2 separate regions of the Homo sapiens genome follow, and region 1 is linked to region 2. Evidence: chromatin loops called from intact Hi-C (ENCODE). Cell type or tissue: CD4-positive, alpha-beta T cell. All regions are shown on one strand.

Evidence for each region. Peaks named below come from ENCODE experiments on the same cell type or tissue, not always from the same donor. Only the 100,000 strongest peaks of a DNase experiment are listed, where the experiment ranks them.
Region 1: a loop joins it to region 2, with 2.5 times the contacts of the local background. A loop is called at or near these places in 6 of 110 quality-filtered maps.

Annotation. Positions count from the first base shown.
Region 1 is chr14:64,989,402-64,991,901 of GRCh38, reverse strand. The region is part of intron 3 of CHURC1-FNTB (CHURC1-FNTB readthrough); the gene reads right to left. The region is part of intron 1 of FNTB (farnesyltransferase, CAAX box, subunit beta); the gene reads right to left. Among named protein-coding and RNA genes, the nearest start is that of FNTB, 3.8 kb to the right of the region's middle. RefSeq lists an enhancer at 1,255-1,374. In CD4-positive, alpha-beta T cell, no CTCF peak of the experiment used is centred here; a DNase peak (open chromatin) is centred at 1,481; H3K27ac peaks cover 318 bases.
Region 2 is chr14:65,949,072-65,951,571 of GRCh38, reverse strand. No RefSeq gene overlaps it. Among named protein-coding and RNA genes, the nearest start is that of LINC02290, 160 kb to the left of the region's middle. In CD4-positive, alpha-beta T cell, no CTCF peak of the experiment used is centred here; a DNase peak (open chromatin) is centred at 1,161.

The DNA.
Region 1 (2,500 bases), 960 kb after region 2:
CCCGCCCAGCTCACCTCATTTCCTACCACATCCAACCTGCACCCTCCGTTCCTGGTAAGCCATCTTAACGCCCCCAGTCAAGCCTGAGTCTTCCCTCAAAACAGCTCTCCCTCCTTGAATGGCTGCCCCAAACTCTATTTTTTACAGCCCACCCAGTTCCACGTTCTCCATGAAGTCATCCTGACCACCTCAGCCCACACAGATGGCTTTTCAACTCCCCAAAATCCTCGTGCAAAGCAGTTATAATTTAGCACTCTGTGACTGCCTATAGCATATTCTTCTTATTTTTTTCTTTTTTGAGATGGAGTCTTGCTCTGTCACCCAGGCTTGAGTGCAATGGTGCAATCTCGGCTCACTGCAACCTCCGCCTCCCAGGTTAAAGAGATTCACCTGCCTCAGTGTCCTGAGTAGCTGGTATTACAGGTGCACACCACCACGCCTAGCTAATTTTTGTATTTTTTTAGTAGAGATGAGGTTTCACCATGTTGGCTAGGCTGGTCTCAAACTCCTGACCTCCAGTGATCCGCCAGCCTCAGCCTCCCAAAGTGCTGGGATTACAGGAGTGAGCCACCGCACTCGGCCTTACAGCATATTCTTTTTTATCTCTCTAAGATAAAAGAATTTTGAGGGCAGGGATCAAGACTAATAATTCTCTTATATTCCCCTCAGAGTTCAAGTCACTTCATTGACAATGAACCATGCCAATGGTTCAATGACACCATGCCATTTAAAGTGGAGGACGCGTTTGCCTCTGTTCAAAGACAAACTCAAAGAAAAACAGTAGTATCTTTTGTAAACACCTGTTTTTGGCAAGGCTGCTACCTCTGAGACTATCAGTATTAACCTACTGGCCTGAATCAGAGTGTCTGCAATGGGATGATTCCAGATGGCACAATAAGGAAGGCAGGCACTAACAATACAACCATGTCTTGTTCTCTAGTGTCATGAAAGGCCCTCCCTGCATCTGCATTAACAAAACAGCTTAGCAAGGTAGAGACCTTCATAAAAATATCCAGAGCTGACCATTTCTCATTACCTCCACTACCGTCACTGTGAGCTAAGCCACCGTCACCTCTCTCCCAGGATACTGCAATAGCCTCCTAACTGGTTTCCCTGTATCCACCCTCACTCCCCACCATCTACTCTTGACAGTAACCTAAATGAGCCTGTTAAAATGCTAGTCAGACTGTGTCACTCCCCTGCTCAAAACTCTCTGATCATGGATCAGTCTAAGTCCTGGCAGGAAACAGATGGCACAAAGTGGGTGATTTGAGGAGAGTTTATAAAGGAACTATTTACAAAGATGTGGGCAGGTGTAGGGAAACCACAAGAGAAAATGCAGTATCTGGAGCTGGTAAATCAGGGGTACCTGAACTCCTCATAGACCTGAAGGTGTGAAGGATGGAGAGGGAGGGAGACAAAGAGCTCCGCAGAGAAGGCACATGACAGGAAATGTGACCTTAAGTCTAAGGAAACCCCACCCCACACAAGCCTGCAGGAGGGAAGAAATACAGTGGTCTCATTCTTCTCCTTCTCGGTCACCCCCAGCAATACTTCCCATGGCCCGCAGCCATAAAGCAAGGCAACCTGTCAGTGCAGGGCCCCCTCCTGGGGCACATCTACAGAGCAGGCTAGAAAAGGGCCAAGTGAATCTGGGGCAGTAAATGGCAGGTATACAGCCAAGTGGCTCTCCATCTCAGTCAGGGTATTTTAAAGTACTTCCAAAGGCCAATGAGACCCTACATGATCCGACCCATCTCCTACTCTCTGGTTTGCTAAGCCCCCTGCTCACCTGGCATTCTGCTGCCTTGGTCCTTTGTGCTTGCTGCTTTCTCTGCCCAGAATACTCTTGCACCAGATCCATGATGGCTTCCTCCCTCATCTGAGACTTCAGGTCTCAGATCACATGTGTTGTCACCAGAGGGTTCCCCTTAACACCTTATATGAAGACCTCCCCTGCTCCCACCCCACCCATTCCTGACACACCCTATCCCCTCTATCCCAAGGTGTTACTCTCCACAGCGTTTCTAATTAACATTTTATATTGAGATAGCTATAGATATTAACTCTTTTAATTGACTGCCTCATTGGCCTAGAAACAGTTTCATAAAGGCATCAACTTGGCCTCTTTTGTTTAACAACTTATGCCGAGTGTCTAGAACAGTGCCTGGCACGTAGAAGGCGCTCAAGTATTTGCTGAATGAATGAGAATCAACGAATGGAACAGACGACTCACAGCTAAGGACTCCTTCCACTATTTATAGGTTTAACTCCTATTACCAAATTATTGCTTAACAAATAAACCGAGTCTTCTGATAATCAGATAGGAAGCAGGTAACAAGCATTTATTTTTTGTTTGTTTTTTTTTTTAATTTGAAAAGCTTTCATCTTAAATAGACACAGGGTCTTGCTATGTTGCCCAGGCCAGTACCAAAATCAGTATAGTCGTTTTTTGTTTTAAGAGACAGGGTTTTACTCTGTTGCCCAGGCTAGAGTACCG
Region 2 (2,500 bases):
GCAAACAGACACATCCAAACTAAGTTTTAACGCCATGGGATAAGAACCACAGTGGAGGTATTACAAAGTGCTATGGAAATACAAAGGAAGGCTGGGTCAGTTCTCATGGGAGGGGTAGGGCCAGGCAGGCTAGCAGGAAGAGCCTCTCATGAACTCTTTATTGAATTAATCAGTTGATCAATTTTAAATAAGGAGGTAGCGTTGAAGCTGGATCTTGAAGTATAAATAGGAATTCTTCAGCTCAAAAAGAGAATGGCGCCCCTAGCAGAGAGAAAATTTGAGCTACAGCTACCATTTAAGGTGGTGCTTTCCAAATTAGATATGCTCAGGAAGCCACTGCTGGGGTTCAAGGCGTACTCAAAGCCATGGAATAAGGATGATGTGCCTTTTCAGGGATGTTAATTTTGCTTAAATATTTGGGTAAAATAGGCTATACAAGAAGGAAGTAAAGGCATTTTTAAATTAAAATAAGCATGAATGTTACATAATAGAAGACAAAATTGACATGAACTTTTTTCTTTTGTTTGGTTTTGGTTTTTTTGTTTGATTGAGTTTTGTTAGATACAAGGTCTCACTCTGACACCAAAGTTGGAGTGCAATGGCACAATCATAATTCACTGCATCCTCGAACTCCTGGGCTCAAAGGATCCTCCCACCTCAGCCTCCAAAGTAGCTAGGACTACAGGCATGTGCCACCATGCCAAGCTAATTAAAAAAAAAGAAAAATTTTTTTTAGAGATAGTGTCTTGCTATGTTGCCCACATTATTATCAAGCTTCTGACCTGAAGGAATCCTCCCGCCTCAGCCTCTCAAAGTGCTGAGATTACAAGTGTGAGCCACTGCACCTAGCTGACATGAATTTTTAAGATAAATCATTAGCCCTCAAAAATAAAATAAAATAAAATACTGTGTGCGAGCGGGGTTAGGGGGTTCTGCCTTCTGCTACAGACCCAGATCCCAAGGTCTGTGTCTCTTTCATCTGTCATTTAGGGTATTCTGAAGGAAAGGAAGAGAAGCCTGGTTTACATATAATCTGGGGATCAGGGTGTTGTGTGAGGTGGTCCAGTGGCTGATCACGGCCGGGCAGCCAGAGCCACACAGTGATGAACTTCACAGAGCATGTGAGTGAGTTTGGACTGTACTTGGTAAGTAGAGGAGAGTCCTTGGCAGCCTGCCCAGACAAGGTGACTATGCTGCTTAAGCTGCACTGTGATCCTCACTACACGGACTTGCTGTCTGGACAACATAACTAAAGCACAGTGCTGACCTATTCATTCCCCTGCTCAAGACTTTCAGGGGCTTCTTGTGGCTGCTGAATGAAGTCCAAACTATAAGCAAACCTGGGCTGCAATGTGGAGAATGGATTGCAAGCAACAAGACTGACGGTGAGGAGATGGGTGAGCAACCTGGGAAGCTGTTCTAGACTGAGGCAAGGAAGCACAGTGGGAGTGGAGAGAAGCAGATGGCATTTGAGGTCCTCATTGTTCTCTAACTTGCCATTACAACCTCCATCTCTCATGTACATTTTTCTACATTTGAATCAAGCTAAATGACTCACTACTACTTGTGGTTTCCTGCAAACACATTTTTGCTCATTCTGTTCCTTCTACCTGAAATGTCCTTTCTTGACCCCATCTCCTCCTGATGAAAAGGGCACCTGTCCTTCAGGGTCCAGCTCAAATAATCTTGGAAGCCTTATGCTAAGCATCTGCTATGTGCCAGGCACCATGCCACATGCTTTGCATACTCTCTAATCTCTATTCCCTGCAAAGTGAGTAGCACTATCTCTGTTTGCAGATGAGGGAATGGAGCATCAAGGAGGTTAGGTAACACACTCAAGGCCACTTGGCTTGCAAGAGATTGAACCAGAATTTGAATCCTGATCTAGCTGATGCTAAAACCTGTATTTTTTCTACAACCCCAGACTACCTGCTCCTTCAACTGACTTTCCCTCATAACCAAGCCTACACATGAATTGAATTCCTCCCGTATTTTCTCAATATAGACTGGCACCTCTCTGGATATATAGCATTATTAGAATTGTGGGGTATGATGAAGGAGATATGGGTAGACAAGAAGCCCTCTACCTTTTTCGTTTAATTTCTTTTGAATCGAGGTGGGGTCTCACTCTCTCACCCAAGCTGGAGTTCAGTGGCGCGATCTCAGCTCACTGCACCTTCTGCCCCCCAGGCACAAGTGATCCTCTCACCTCAGCCTCCCGAGTAGCTGGAATTACAGGCACATGCCACCATGCCCGGCTAAAGACCACCTTTAAGAACAACACTGTTTCCATACTCTAGCTTGAACTCTGGTGGCTGTGTGGCTTTAGGCAAGCCACGTCGCAAAACCGAGTTACACTTCATGGGATGATTGGAAAACAAAATGAAATAAAACAAATGAAGCTTGGCAAATGAGCATGCACTCAATAATTGGTTCCTCCTCCCTTGCACATGACAGTTGGTCAGTAAATGTTTTAAAGGCTGAGGGAACAAAATGCTGT